Linked DNA regions of Homo sapiens: region 2 is linked to region 1. The links are chromatin loops, found by intact Hi-C in ENCODE. Cell type or tissue: psoas muscle. All regions are shown on one strand. Links, peaks and the distances in the headings refer to the core of each region. The heading gives the core; the rest is flanking DNA.

Evidence for each region. Hi-C counts contacts between places; a loop is a spot of excess contacts. Peaks named below come from ENCODE experiments on the same cell type or tissue, not always from the same donor. Only the 100,000 strongest peaks of a DNase experiment are listed, where the experiment ranks them.
Region 2: it touches region 1 in a loop (3-fold over the local background); 67 of 110 quality-filtered maps call a loop at or near these places.

What each region holds. Positions count from the first base shown.
Region 1 is chr1:44,216,604-44,219,103 of GRCh38, reverse strand. DMAP1 (DNA methyltransferase 1 associated protein 1) reads right to left here. Exons shown (of 10, transcript NM_019100.5): 4 at 635-793; 5 at 349-516; 6 at 1-48. Among named protein-coding and RNA genes, the nearest start is that of DMAP1, 4.4 kb to the right of the region's middle. In psoas muscle, for the core only: a CTCF peak has its summit at 1,195 (motif pointing left); a DNase peak (open chromatin) is centred at 1,213.
Region 2 is chr1:44,311,874-44,325,271 of GRCh38, reverse strand. ERI3 (ERI1 exoribonuclease family member 3) reads left to right here. Exons shown (of 9, transcript NM_024066.3): 4 at 5,528-5,644; 5 at 12,044-12,103. Among named protein-coding and RNA genes, the nearest start is that of ERI3, 37 kb to the left of the region's middle. RefSeq lists an enhancer at 10,448-10,617. In psoas muscle, for the core only: a CTCF peak has its summit at 6,830 (motif pointing right); no DNase peak of the experiment used is centred there.

The sequences.
Region 1 (2,500 bases), core at 1-2,500:
GGCCTCAATCTTGCGCAGCTCCTGTAGCAGGTACTCCTCCTCTGCCACCTGGGAAAGTGAGGGATGCGAAGTGTGTGAGGGCACTTCTAGGAGTGAGGGTAGACACGGAGGTGACAGGGTGCTGGGCTGTCTGTGAGGGAATCTGAGAAGTAATGGATCATGAGGGAGGTGAAGGGCTATGAAAAGCAGGGGGGATGGCCCATGAGAAGTAGGAATGGGCTTGGGGCAGTTAATAAGGTATCAGTGGGAGGCAGGGGGACCTGGGAGTGGGAGTTGAGGGGATGGAGGATGGAGACAATGAGCAAGGGGTTTGGGGCATGGAGGACAGGTATGTGGCCTTGGGCTTACCTGCTCTGGGGTCCGGTTGTAGAGACGCTCAAGCTGTTCCTTCCGCCGTCGTTCGTGCCCAGCATCAAATACTGGTATCTTAAGGTCTGTGCCTGGCACAGCCCGCACGTTGGCAAGCTTAGCACAGATGTGGTAGTACCGCTCCTTCAGGTCTTCCACAGAACGCTTCTGAGGAGCAAGACAGGGTAGAGGAATGAACATTCAGGGGCATGTGGAAGAGATGGCATAAAAGTAGGGCCTGCTAGACCCAGAAGCTGGGCACCCATGCAAATACACAATGGCTCACCTTGAACTGCTGGTGGTCATACCGGTCATGGATAACAACAAAACGCAGGTCAAAGCGGCGGCTGAGGTCAAAGAGGTGGTCAGTTTCTGCCTTAGTCCAAGCATCATCGTGGAGATAAAGCTGGTACTCCTGCTCCGAGTACACAGGCACCTGCACAGTCTACTAGCACAGAGGGACACAGTAGGGGCATGCCCGCATGATGTCATGTCCAGCAGGCTCCAGGCCCCAGTGACCACAGCTGCTCCTGTTTGTTGCCAGACCCTGGGCCTGTGCCCCTGCAGCATGGAGTGAGGAAAGAACTTGTCTGCTTGACTAGAGGTCCTAGCAGGGTTTGGGACTGTAGCCTGCCTCTGATTTATTCCAGGATCAACTTCACTGTCTCCAGCTCCAGAGCCTCAGTCATGGGACACACACTCCTGCCCCCATAGTTAAGGTGAGGGGCCCACATGTAAGTGCTTCTGTGGAGTCCAAAGGTCAACTCTGGAGTAGGACAGATGGCTAATTACCTGGAGAAAGGCCCAGCAACCCCTAGTCCATACAACTCATCTGAAGCACTACTGCCACCCAGTGGGCACAGTGGGACTTGCCACTCCCCCAGAGTTTGCCAAGGTCAGGCATCTCTACAGAAGCTGGGCCTGAATCCTACTACCAACATACGCAGCCCTGCCAATGCCCCTTCCTCCCTTCTTCCACAGACCTCCCCCAGAGACAAATAGCACTACCACGAGCTGAGTCTGTCAGAGACCCAAGGAAGGAGTCAGTGCTAGACTACATCAGGGAAGTCTCTCTTCTCAGTTAAAGACCACAACCAGCTCCAAAACTGGTCGCCTTTTGGACATCTCCTACTGGAGGCCCCAAGGAACCTCAAACTTAGCTCAGTACTGAACTCATGGCCCTCTCTCAAACATTATCTTCTCCAGTCCAGATTTCAGTCAATATCACCATCACCCAACCCAGCTGCTCAAGCCAGAAACCTGGGAGGCATCTTAATTCCTATCTTTCCCCTTGACTCCTCCCCTTCACCAAATCTGTGGCTTTTACCTCCAAAATTTCTGTCTCCATTGCCACTTCTCCGTCGGCCTACCCACTGTCACATGCCTGGATCAGAGAAATAGCCTCGCTACTGATCTCTGCCCACATTCAATCCGCTTCCAATCAATTCTCCATCTGCAGCTAAGACGTGATCTCTTTGAACAGTGCTACTTAAAGGATAGTCTGCAAACCAGTGCTGTTTACACTTACCCCTGGTCTATGATGAGAATGGAAACTGAGAGTACACACTGAAAAACTTACGTAACAATTTTACAGCAATTGTATGCTGTTGAATCTAATATGAAGAAACATGGACTTGTATTTTGTCTTTATAATTTTATTATCTTTATCAGTCTCTGATGGTTTAGAAATAAAATAGAAAAATGTCCTTCACCACAGATGATTTGAGACACACTGTCCTAGTGTTCTAGAATATATATCTTATCATTACCCCCAACTATCCCTTATTAAACTCCTCAGAAGCTCTCCATCTAAGATAAAGCATCTTCTAGATAATTCACAAACTCCTGAAGAGCAAGGGTTGTCCAGTTCATCTCGCACCTTTAGGACTCAGCACACTGTATGTATCAGTGTCTACCAAATCAATTAATGAACATACAAATAAATGACCTGGCCTCCTCCTGCAGCCACTGTCCCTCATGAACCCTAAACTGCAGCCAAATGACTAGCAGTTTCTAGAACATAGCAGACTTCCCCCTTGACCTCTGCTCTTGCCTGAAATGCCTTCCACTTCCACATTCCTTCTACCTAGGTAACTTTCTCAACCTTTCGAGCTCTCAGGCATCATCTCCTCTGGGAAGTCTCTCTGGTTTC
Region 2 (13,398 bases), core at 5,598-8,097, 100 kb before region 1:
AACCCTGTCTCTACTAAAAATACAAAAATAGCCGGGTGTGGTCACGGGTGCCTGTAATCCCAGCTACTTGGGAGGCTGAGGCAGGAGAATTGCTTGAACCCGGGAGGCGGAGGTTACATTGAGCCGGAGATTGTGCCATTGCACTCCAGCCTGAGTGACAGAGTGAGACTCCGACTCAAAAAAAAAAAAAAAAAAAGCTGTGTTTAAAATCTCTGCTCCAACCCATTTTACAAGGTAGATGAATGCTTGTTTGGTGCTTCATTTTTATTTCTGTCTTCTCTCTCCTCAACAAAAGATCTACAGGGACAATATTGAGGGAGACAGTAGGTACAATAGGTTTGGAACCTTGGATATTTGAAAAATCCCAATTCTGAGGCTTTTGTTCTTAGCTGTTAAGTTATGGCCAGTTTTCATCCACCGTTGGCAGACAGCCCAGTGCTGTAGGTAGTTTGTGAATGGTGTTTCAGTGTTAGCATTGAAAGTCCATGTTGGCCGGGCGCGGTGGCTCACGCCTGTAATCCCAACACTTTGGGAGGCTGAAGCGGGTGGATCACGAGGTCAGGAGATTGAGACCATCCTGGCTAACACGGTGAAACTCTGTCTCTACTAAATGCACAAAAAAATTAGCCGGATGTGGTGGCGGGCTCCTGTAGTCCCAGCTACTCGGGAGGCTGAGGCAGGAGAATGGCGTGAACCCGGGAGGCAGAGCTTGCAGTGAGCCAAGATCTCGCCACTGCAACCCAGCCTGGGCGACAGAGCGAGACTCCGTCTCAAAAAAAAAAAAAAAAAAAAAAAGAGTCTATGTTGCAGGAAACCCTTGGTCCTGATCAACCAAACAGTTGATTACCCTAGGTAAGACTGGGATTTGGTGGTTTATAGTAGTTCAGGGAGGAAACCACTCAGAGATGAGAGTAGATCTAGTAGAAAGTGCTTTGAACTGTGAAATATCTGAGTTTGAATCCTGGCTGTACCACTGACCATCTTTGACATCTTAGGCAGATCATTTCCCCTCTCTGATTCTGCGGAGAGTTTTGTGTCTTCTGGTACAGCTAGGCCTTTGGCTTGTCTCCTCCACTTAGCAGCCCTTTCATGTGATTACACAACAAAAGTTGAGAGAGTGAAGCCTGTGTGCCAGCATAGGAATTAGGTGCTGGAGATCACACTGAAGGCACATGGTTCCTGCCTTCCCTGATGCCATCTGTGCCATCTGTGTTACTGCAGCCATGGTGGAGTCTTTTCAGTAGCAAACTCTAGAACTTTTCTGCCTGGAGAGTCCACATTCATTGCTCTTAAAATTTGAGAGCAGCCTCTCTTTCTAGATGGTAGACTTGAGTTCTCTACAGGATAGCCTTTTAGACTAAGAGAACCAGATCTTTCTTGACCCTTCATATTTTGAAAGCTGCTAGTCCTACTCTTAAGTCTCATTCTCATTTTCCCATTTTGGAGTTCCAGCTCTGTCCCTCACAAGCAGTGTAAGTGTCAGCAAGTGAGTTAACATCTTTGGGCCTTAGTTTATTTGTGAAATAGGGATGACTATGATTCCCACCTCATGAGTTAGGAGGATTAAATGAGATCATTCCTATTAGCACAGTATCTGCCACGTAGTAAACAATAAATGGAATAAAACGATTGCATTTTCCACATGTCTTGGAGAGCACTGGAGGCCAGCTCCTCTTCACCCTTTGCCCAGACTTGAGCATCTCAGAGAGAGGAGCCACCTTTCATTGTATTCATCTCTGTGTCTACAGCCAGCCCCTGCCTGGTGAATAGTAGATGCTTAATAGTATTGATTTATGACCTGAAGATGGTGATGGTGATGATGATGTAACCTGTCTGCCAGGATTAAGGAGGGTAAAATAAGAAAATGTATGTGAAACTACACTTTTGTGAATGGAAAAACAACACTGTGTACGTCCCTCCACTAAGGTATTTATCACAGTGTACTGTTCTTTGTTTGCCTATCTTTTCCACTCATAGTCCATGTGCTTCTCCAAAGTGGAGACTACATCTTATCTCTAGTCCTGCTCCAGCCCCTGTCTGATAGCCTACACAAAGTAGGCACTCAGGTAGTTTAATTGAATGCAAATGGCATACAAAGGCAAAGAATTGTAAAGCTATTATTAGGATAGGGAAAGAGGGCTGGTAAATACGACTGGTCCTTCCTTCCTTCCTGGTGCTACTTTTACACAAAACTGTTTCTGAAATAAACCTCTTCCTAGGGGAATGATGAAATTGGCTGAGAGAAAAGGTCAGGGTCAGGAATAACAGTTTCATTATCTGAGCAACTGGACATAGAGGCTGGCACTTGGGCACATTGTCACAAATCTTTGTGTTGGGATTAATGCCACTAACCTGTAGTGTTGGGGTTCCATCTCTGATCATTATCAGCTAAAAATCTTCAAAATGTTTGTCATGCTTCAGGTGCCCTGGCTGCAGAGTTGTGCCAACTTGGTGCAGATTGGGGCACCTCTCCCACTACTGGGCTGTTTGGGCCAGTATTTTGAGGTTCTGGGAAGTATGGAAGTACTGGCTGGGCAATATGGGATGGTAAGAAGTACCTCAGTGAGGTCCTTGCTGCTCTAATTTCTCAGAGAGTCTTTTCTCAGAAGCTTCTCTTTTGCATCCTCAGTAGCTCAAGTGAATATGCCAGTGTGTAGGCTCATTGTTAATAACAGCTCCTCATGTTGTGGAGGAAGGGCCCCTGCAAAGTCACGTTTTGAGACTGGTGCTTGAAACCACCTCTTCTTGGTCTTGGGGAGAAGGCTTGGCTGATGAGCTAGCATTATCAGAGATATGTTTATAATAGGCCCAATTTGATGTGTCCTGAGCCTTGGGTGTAGGCACCCTGGGAATTTCAGGGGCCTACCCCCCTCCTTTTTTTTTTTTTTGCGTGGATCCGAGTCTGGCTTGTTCTTCCTCTCTGGGAGCATGGCACTGAGTTTCAGCACGTAGTTGGCCCCATTTCCCTATGGGTGAGGAAGCTAACATCAGGAAAGTTTGAATATTGAGCTACAGTATTTGCTGTTATTTGCTGCAATGCGGAAACCCAAAGGCCAAGTTTCCAGAGAGTCTGCTGGGGATGTTGACTTGGTGCTGGTCAGAGTGGAAGCTGAAGCACATACTATTTTATAATAAATACTAATGAAATCCTAGATCTATAATAGCATTTCGGATATCTAAAACAAACCATGTGCTTGTAAAAAAGTGGAAAGAGATCAACTTTAAGCCATAAATTCTTGGTAATAGAGGGTTTTTTTCTATTAATGTTTGATAGATATTTTTATTTCCAGAGGAATGTCAACTCCTAATTTCATAATGTATCATGGGCTTAAGAAAATTGAATTTAATAAAAAGCCAAAGATGAATGGCATCCTTAAAGGTCCCAACACTTGTCTTTATTAGCAGGACAAACTGTAGGTCTCCAAACACTGCTGCTCTCCAAATGAAAGTTTAAATGAAAAGTACAGTTGTGTCACAGGTTAAATTTCATTGTGGGCCCAGCTAACATTGTTAGTGAGGAGCTGGCTGTATTTGTTTCCTTAGACACCAGGGCAGCCATACTCACCAGGCTATAGAGCTCTTTCTGTTGAGGAAGTGTTTCTTCTACTTAGGGGAAGAGGAAGGACACATCGGAAAAATCAGGAGTCAGATGAGCCTGATTCATGGGCAACACCTCAGAGTTGGCTCTTGGAATCCTGGATACCTGATTTTGCAGGGGGACCAATGTGTATTTTTTTGGTGTGTGTTCGATTTTGTTATTCAGTTCCAAACCCCCATTTACTCTGTATGTAATGCTTCTTGGGGAACAGAAGGTCCAGGGAATTGGGAAATGAGTGTCCCCCTCTCTTCACCTTGGAAGGAGAGGTATTACCTGGTCTAAGCAGCAGTCTGGGCCTCCCTTCTCTCCCCTCTGCCTCAGCCTTGCAGCCATTTTGCCCTTTCTATCTCTGGGAATAAGCTCCTGTCAGCTTCCTCATCTTTGGAGATCAGCCCACGGAGACAAGGCAACCACAATCTTTGAATCTCTCTGGCATGAAGTCTGACTGACTTGATTTGGTTTTCGGTCCTGATGTGTTGGATTGAAATAGATGCTTTAAAAACAAGCCCAATATTAGTGGGTATGTTTTGCCGGGAGGATACCTGGCTTTCCTGGGACATCAAGGAGATTGACCATTTCTCCTTGTGTTTTCCCACCCATCAATTTCCTAAGTGCAGTCAGGTGTCATCCGTTTCGTGTTGCTTCTCCAGGCTGTCTCTGGAGAGAACCACTTTACCTTGATTTTAATGATACTGGAAAGGTCTTCTCCAGAATGAAGGACCTGGGGAAGGGGTGCTGCTGGAGCTGACTATTAGGGTCACTGAATAGGCAGAGCCCCCTTCCTTTCTCTCTGCAGTGGAGGCCCTTTCCACATGCTAATTTTACTCAGAGAATTTTGCTTTTATTTATTTTTTTTATTATTTCCTATTTGTCTCTTCCAGATGTTTTCAGGGCAGTTTTTTTTTGTGTTGTAAACTAATTCCATTCATGTTTTAAAAATTTATGAAAGCGCTAATAAAAATGTCAAAGTGGTAAAAATGTTAGCTTTTCCTCTGCTTTGATTAAATTTTGCAAACTGTTTTTGAATATTAAAAAGCAATAATTTTTTTTATTCTCTCTCCTCGCTTTCCCTCTTCTCTCTGGTACGCACGTGCTCTCTTCTGCCCTCTCCCCACTCTGGTGCGTTCCTCCCTTCCCAGGAGCGATGTATGAGGCGTGCTGCACAGCCAGCGTTCTGCAAGCCTGTTTGCACACCAGGACCTTGGTGCTGTGCATCTCTATTAAATAGCGGAGACAAATTAATCTTAGAGACACCAAACAAATTGTCACTCCTTGTCCTTCTCTTCCATTATGTTTCAGTGGACTGGGAAAGGCTAGCTAAGCGATTGGGCTGGCGTTGTAGAGGTAGTGTGTGCTGCCTGAAAGGTGGGAGGCGCTAGCTCCTATTACTGTTACTCTTTTCTCCTTCTCTTTGGGATCCCCTTTGGCTTTATTTTTTATCTTTTTTTGAAAAATAAGAACTAATGAAGAAACTTACCAGCTTGGTTCAAACTTCATACAAGGAAATCTATGCATTGGTCTGATGGCTGGTTGTCTATATGGCAGGAGATCAGACCCATTTCAGGACAGGGACCTGGGCAAGAGAAAGAAGGGCGTATTCTTAGGGGCTCAAGTTAGCAAGCCTCTGCTAGAGAACCAGTTGGAGAAACTGGGGCAGATGATACCACTGTCTTCCTTCCCATTTCCAGAAACAATGGGGATGAGGGCTGTGTTCAGTCCCTGGAACCTATGAGGATATTAGCAGTGGGAAGGTTAGGATTGTAACTGCTGGTGCCGTCTCACTCAATCTTGGGTTTGGCCTGGCAGGAGCTAATGAACCCAAAACACTAATGAATCCAAAACACTCATTCTTTGTTGACTTGGAGCTACTGTTGGAAATGGTTGATTACAATAACTTATTTTTCCTTTTCTGTATCTTTGGCACTCCAGGAAATCATCGAGTTCCCCATCCTAAAGCTAAATGGCCGGACCATGGAGATTGAGTCTACCTTTCACATGTATGTCCAGCCTGTAGTCCATCCACAGCTTACCCCATTCTGTACAGAGGTAAGGGCCCTGGAAGTGGGCAGCAGGGGCTGCTGGGAGGGGAATTTTGGAATCCTTGGTGCTCTATATAGGCCACTTAGAGAAAGCATAGGGCTTATCAATCCTTAAGGCAAGTGCACACTAGACCTAGCAGTTAGGTTTTATGAAGTCTGCCACTCCACTCAGGTCACTGTTGTTACTGGGGACCCAGGGAGAGCAGTGGCTTAGTCTACCCCTGCTTCCCCAGCATCCCTTCCTGGTGACCGGCACTTGGAGACCAGGAGCAGAATGGCATTTCTGGGGTTCAAGTTCTTTCCAGTTCAGTTTTCCTTAGGGCCCCTTGGCAAGAGGTAAAGATTTCAGCCACTTGGAAGGCAGGGTTATGTTCAGGCCTTCTTAGCTTTCTGGCATTGTTACTCTGTCCTCCTGTAAAGTGGTCCTGTGTGAAGCGTAGGTTGAGTTTGTCGAAGGTACATTCTGTCACCGAGGGAAGAGAAGAGTGGTCTCAGTGAAGCATGAGACCTGGCTGGCCAAGGCTGAAATCTGCTTATCCTAGGTGGGTACTGTACTTGGCCTCCTTGTCAGCAGGTTAGTATTGGTTGCATTTTACAGATTGTGAAACTGGGCCTAACTGAGATTTTAATGATTGCTGGAGGCTCAAAAGAGCCATTGGCAGAGGGGAGGAGCCCCTGCAAGTTCTAACTCCCAGAACTGTGTGAAGTCTTCTGTGGCTACTTTTCCCTGTGACATGTCATGTAATGCACTCAGTGGTGGCCAACAGGCTGTGGTGCAATCAGGGGTTAAGAATGTGTGGTAGCAGGGGTGATGAGAATCTTTTAAGAGTCTGGGGCTGAGGTACATTAGAGACTTTGTGCCTTCATTTAGAGACCTATCTTCTACATGTGAATGAAATAGGTGAAAAAGGGTTCTTGAGTTATCCCAAACAGTCTCCTTGGTAAGAAGGCTGGGGATGAGCCTGTTTGACCCTGGTGGGCCCTGAGGCTGACTTAGCCCAGACAGGAGGTCTCGAGGTTGCTCCTGAATTCGATGCCAGTGTTTGCCAGCTGACCCAGGTGGGGCTTTTGTTGCAGGCATCCATCTGCCAAGGCGCCTAGCCTCTTAAGCCTTTTGTTATTCCAACTAATGATGTTGGGTTCTGGTTTTCGCCTTCCTCTGCCGGGGTTTCCCCTTTCCCCTGGGATTTACCTATACCACCAGGGGGCGCTAATCTGACTTTTCTGCCCTTTTTGAAAAATCACCATTTTAATGATGATGAAAATTCCCTTGCTTATGCGAAGGGAAGGAAAGACTTTCTTTAAGCCAGCCAGTTACCTGAGCCCTCCACTGGCCTTGAAAGGCTAATGTCCTCTTGTCCTTACGTAGACAGGCAGGCCCAAATTTTAGTAAGTTTGCTACCTGTTTAGGAATGTAACAGTATTCTGCTGGAGCTGGACCCTGGGCAGGAGTGGATGCTTGAGAGTATCGGAAGAAGAGGGACTTCTTTTAGAGTAAGGCTGCTGCTGCTACTTTTTGTGGGAATGGGAGGAGGGATTGTGAGACTATGATGAACAGTTTCTTCTCTCTAGAAAGCTTCACCCAAGGATGCACATACATAATTTGGAGGGGAGTAGGAGTGGTAGTTGGGATCTTTATTATGAAGGCTGTTCTAAAAGTGAAAATGTGGTTGTTCTGTAGGCACCGGGTCTGCCATTTTGTCTCAGGTTTCCAGAGCTCAAAACTCGCCATGATCTTGTCCATCCTTTTTTGGCCAGCCTCATATCTCTCTGCTTCATCTCCCACCTAGCTCCCCTCACCCAGAGGTTGCCCTCTTACAGTCTGTCTTTTCACATGATGGTCCTCCTGCCTGCACAGAGTTCCCACTCTCCCCGCCAACTCCTGCTTGACCTCCAGGACTCTGCTTAGGGTCACTTTCCCTGATCCCCAGATTGAGTTGTGCTTATTCCAACATAGAACTGATCAGATACTTTATACTATAATTATTTATCTGTCTTTTCACTAGACTATAAGTTCTTTGAGGGAAGAAACTAGACCTGATCCATCTCCATCCCATCATTAGGGTCTGCTACCAAGTAAACACTTGATACGTGTCCCTTAAATGAATGAATATTGTCAAGGAGTTATTTTCTGTCTCTCCCAAAAACAACTGTACTGCTGACTTGTTATTTTGAGTAAGTAAGTAAAGTCTTGTTTGGAAAACCTCAGATCATATATATTTTGCCCTGTCTCCATACCAGATGGAATTGTATCTCCGAGAGGCATAGACACAGGATGGGGGCTGTCATTCTGAAACCTCATCCAACCTGGCAGTTGGTGCCTTTTGCGGGTGGGGATGGAGGTCATTCCAACCAGAGAAAATCTCTCATTAGTAAGTGTGAGGAACAGTCCCAAACCTCCAGATTATACTTAAGTAGTTCCTCTGGCAGGATTTTCTCTCTTGTGCACAAGAAGTTCTTAACCCCAGTGTGTGTGTGTGTGTGTGTGTGCACGCACATGCGTATGACATGTGCACACACATGGGCACATGCTTGGGGAGAGAAGCAGGCTCAGTGCTGGACAGTAGGAAGAAGGATTCCAGTTTGAACAAGTCTCTAGCACACACAGAGAGACTCCTACTTTTACTGCTTCATATTAGGAATGTGTTAGTACCCTTCTTGAGGTCCCTTCTTAGTTTCAGTTGAGAGTCGGCCTGGAGACGTGGTTCTGACAGAGATAGGATGGGATGTGTTTCATTCCTTCCCGAGCCCTTTCCCTTTGACCTCTAGAATCTGCTCCAGTTCATCAAGTCTCTATCTCTAGCAGCTGGGCTGCTGCACAGTCCCTAACCATGTCTTCTTTTTGTTGTTGTTATCATGAAAAAAAAACTAGAGAAATACTCATTTTGCTAAGTGCCAGTAAAGGGCTTTGTCTTGCACCTGTACTTATAAAGGGTGAGATTTATTGGTCTCTTTGTCTGAAGAGAAAGAGTGGGTCTGATTATCAGATTGCACACCAGAGACAAGTGCTTATGTAATCAACAAACTGTCTTGGTGTCAGAATACGATTGTGTTGGAGATAAACTGTGAAAGGAGAAAGCACTGGATGCTGACATGCTATTGGCACTGAGTTTCCTGGGCTGCTTCCTGTAGTTGCTAGTGTTCTTGATGAAGCCAGCTCATTCCTGGACAAAGCCCTTGTGAGGGTAGGGGATCTCAGTAACCAGCCATGTTATCAGTCAGGGTCAAAAGCCCCTTGCCTTGTGGTTTCTGAGTCTGGAGAAGTGGGAGTTAATCTGTAATCCCTCATTGAAAGGAGCCACAGAGCACACATTAATTCTTCCTCTCACCTCTCCTGCTTTAAGTGGCTAAGGTCTCTGAGCTCTGTTTAGCCTGTGAGCCCTGGTTCTCAGCTTAGTAATACTTGGCTTTGCTCTAGTACCTTTCATTGTAAGGAGTGAAAGCTTTTTACAAACATGTATTAACCCAAGTGGGACTGGGCTTAAACTGTAACATGAAGGATTTAAGTTAGGCCTAAGATAGAACTTCCCAGTATTAATTTGATAAAATTGTCTCGTTCCCTCATAGCATCCTGTATAAACCTTACACGTGTCTTATAGGTCATTAGTATCAGGTAGAGGAACTAATTTTTACTTAAAAAAAAAAAAAAAAGATGGGGTCTCTCTATGTTGCATAAGCTGGTCTCAAATTCTTGGGCTCAAGCAGTCCTCCTGCCTTAGCCTCCCAAAGGGCTGGGATTGCAGGCTGAGCCACCATGCCCAGCCCAGAACTAACTTTAATTTCATCCCTTCTTTGTCCAGTGCCTTGGCAGAGCTGAAAAGGGGTGGTCCATCCTTGGAGGGATTAATACAGGAGCCTGAGGCCTTCCCTGAGAAGGCTTTGTCTAGCTGAGCCAACTGCTCAAGCCCCTGTGTCTCTGGGGGCTAAATGCAAATCCTTGAGGAGCTCAGCTGTGAGCCATGCTTTACTGAGCCACAAATGAAAATGGCTGTTGTCTGGGAAGCATGGTGAGAGAAGGAGCTGACCTCACTAGGCTCCTCCCAGGCTGATGATTCTAGGATCACTGAGCACTGGAGTGGAGTTTGTGAAAGCCCCAGGATGCTGGAGCTCCATTTCCCCAGCTCCAGGTGGGAGAGTTGGGTTTAGTCTGCAGTGAGGCATCCTGCAGCAGAACACCAGAGCAGCACCCTGGTTTTCCATTTTGGTGTAGTGATTTTCTTGCCCCACATCAGTGATTTTCCTGGGGCCCAGGGCAGGGGCTTATGGGGTACACACAGGTGCTGACCTAAGCCTTATCTCCAGGGAGGGAGGGCTCTTGGCAAGGGTGCATTGCTTTCCTGTGTGAGTGAGACTTTCTTTAAGCCCTTGGCATTCAGCTCATTTGAGAGACCCTTGGTGGGAGCCAAGAGAAGGAGTGGACCTAACCTTGCCGCCTGAAACTCAGACCAGACACAAGACTAACATTTGGACCCTGGAGCTTCCTAAGAAGTGAGAGTGGCTGTGGTCCGCCTTTTCCAGGATGGTCCTGATGTTGAGCCTCAGCTCCAGGCCTGAAGATGTGTCTAAGCCCTAGGCTTAACAGGAGAGAAGCTGGACCAGAATGGGCAGCGGTGGGCCTGTGGGTGTCTGTCACTAATCTGGGGTTGGTAATAAGCCTCCTCCTGACTCTCTTTGGCCCCTTCATGCCTGAGGCAAAACAGGGCAACTGCCTGCTCGGTTTGCGGCTCTGGAAGATGTAGAGGCTCTCGGTACTAGTTGGGGCTGGGTGTAGGAGGGGGCTGCTGAGAACATGTATTCCATGAGGGCAGAGTTTTTACATTTTTCTTCACTGCCGGATCTCTAGTTCCTGTAATGCGGCCCAGCCCGTAGTAGGCTTTCTATGAATAGTTGTTGACTAAATAAAAGGAGGAGTCCTTTGTACTCCAAGATTATTGAAGCTGCTGACTGAGGGCACTTCCCCACTCCCAGCCCCCCAGCCCTTAGCGGACCATCTTTTCTTCTCTTTGACTCAGGCCCTCCCTCTACTGGGCAGTTCTTTGGTCTTCCAGGCAAGGAAAGGGTGTGGAGGTGCCAGCCGGGTGGGCATGCTGTGGGTTAAAGCTTTGCAAAACAACAGTGTAGTTAATCTTTCTAATTTATTTTCCTTTTAGACCATGGGAAGTCTGTAGGCAGCAGCTGTTACCCAATTAAAATACAGATTAATATAAAAACAGTTTCTGGAATATAAAATAGAGTGGCTGTGTCCTTACACTTCCTTAAAATACCACCTAATAATGACTTGATGAACTACAGAAACCCACCTAGAGGAGCTCAGCGTTTTTAAAATGAAAATTTCTCCCTAAAAGGTGTATATTACCATTCCATGTAAGTCACCATGAGAAAATAACCTTCCCTTTTAGAGCCAGCAATTTCTGTGAGTTGGGTATTTGGTATTCATTAAGTGTAATTATAGTTTAATTGGAGTTTAATCTCCCCCCCCCCAACACACTTTAAAAAAAAGAAGTTTCCAAGCAAGTCTGAGATACTGCTCTTTCTGGAAGTAGCCAGGGACATGCTGGGGGTGGTGATTTCCAGTTGGTGTCCAGGACATGGGGGCCTCATGCCCTCAGATCCTTGTAGGCAATCTATCCCCAGTCTTTTTTTTTTTTTACTTTAAACCAAACCAAAACAAAGCAAAACAACAAGCTTGTTTGAACCCAGGCCTGACCTAGGTGGAGCATAGGCCTGAGTCAGAAATTCTCTAGGTCATAGTCTGAACATTAGGCCTTTTTGTCTTAGTTTCCCCATTGGTTAAAGATGACTCTGTCTCTTGCTTGGCTAGTTCATATTGATGGCCCACGTATGCAGGGTGAAGGATAGGAGCCTGTGGGACTTCATGGATGTTAGGGAAGGTGTTAGGGAGAGTGTGGGAGGGGGCAGTGCTGGATATCAAGGCTCAGAGAAGGGGTGGACTTGAAACCAAGTGTGCCTCTCCTGTATGAGCACTCCCCAAGTTTTACGGGAACTTCTGTGAAGCTAGGAGCTGAATTTACTTGAGACTGTAATTGTGGGAAGTTATTGAGCCTATTGAATACAAAAGACATGTAACATCAATTTGTTTGCAAACTGAAAGCTGAAACAGGTGTGAGAACATGCCTTGTGGAAACAGGTGTGAGAACACGCCTTGTGGTCAGCATGTGTATGTGTACACCCATCTCAGGGCAGGATATTATGGGAGAAGCACACATTGTGTCCTGGGTCCTGGGACTTTATTCCCAAGTCTTCTAGGTGGGCTCTGAACCTAAAGCAGTGCCAGATCAGAGCCCTTTACAACAGAAGGAGAAAAACAGAAAGGAAGGGGTCCTGTTCAGCCTTGAGTCCCTTCACCCTGGTTTTCTACCCATCGGCTATTTCTCTTTCCTTTCAGCTCACCGGGATTATTCAAGCCATGGTGGATGGTCAGCCAAGCCTGCAGCAAGTGCTGGAGGTAGGTTGAGTGACCTTTAATTCCTGACCTCTGACCCCTTCCTGCTGCCTTTCTCTCCCTCCCCTCCTGAGAATGTAGCCGTGTAATTTGACTATGATTATGGCTTGATTAGAATAACATTTGCTGTCACATCAGTGACATGCTGTTGAGAGTATTGAACCATTGATCTGTCATCTCCAGCTGTTCCCGTCAGGGTTTCTGACAAGATGTCCCAGTGCTGCCAGGAGTCAGGCAGAGGGGCCCCCACCCCTTCCTGGCCTATGGCCCTATGCTGGCTGACTCTGGGGTAGCCTATGCTGGGTGGGCTGGGGAGTAGGGGAGCTGAGCTTGGTACTGTGGGACTAGCCCCAGGGACTGGAGGTGTTTTTGTTTAGCTTTAGTGTTGGCTTCTTGTGGCATGTGAGCACTTCATTAACTCACCCAGAACTCCGCATCGATGGCTTTTGTTTGCTGAGAGCTCCTCCAGGAGCTGTGGCTGGGCCCGCCTGCCCCACTGCAGCTTGCCGCTGGATGCATTGTGCCTGTCGGGTGCAGAGGCTGCACTGGGTAATGATTCCTAATCAGAATAATTACAACAATTGCCTATGTGAGGGAAATCAAATTAAAGACTTGAAAACCCTTGGCAGAGACCACACTTCTAGGATGTTCTCCTCGGGGAGCTAGAAAAGGTTAAGATGCTGTTTCTTGCGCTGTAGCCCGAGGGAATAAGGAAGGGCAGTGCTTGGTCTTAGCTTGTCTCCCACCCTCCTCTGGCCTGGAGGTTTTCACAGGGGGAGAAGGTCCCCCTCCCATGTCTTTCTCTATAGGGGGAGGGGAGAAGAGAAAAAGCCCGTGGATCTCATTAGGTGCTTTATTTATTTTTTAAGACCAATAAAGCCAAAGCTCAGACCTTATCAAGCATAGGAGAAAGCAGAGTATCTGCAGGAATAGCAGGGCACATCTGCACTGGAGGTGTGCAGCCTAGAGGAAGTAGCGTAGTGGCAGGGAGCAGGGCAAGATACCTTTTTTTTAGCCGAGAGATCCTGTCCCATGGAGGAGAGAGATGCAGATTGAATTTCGTGGGGCCCCCAAGGATGGAGCCAGGGTCAGAGAGGCAAGTTTAGGCTCACCTCAGTGGCAGAGTGTATTTCCTGTCCCTGGGAGTGTGGGAACCTAGGCTGTGACCAGTCTGGTTGGGAGTCAGAGTTTGGGCACCTGCGGTAGATTGGGAGAAGATAAGATGAGCTCTGAGATGCTTCCCAGCCATATTGACCATCTTTTTTTTTTGAAGAGATTCATTCCTATGACCAAGGGAG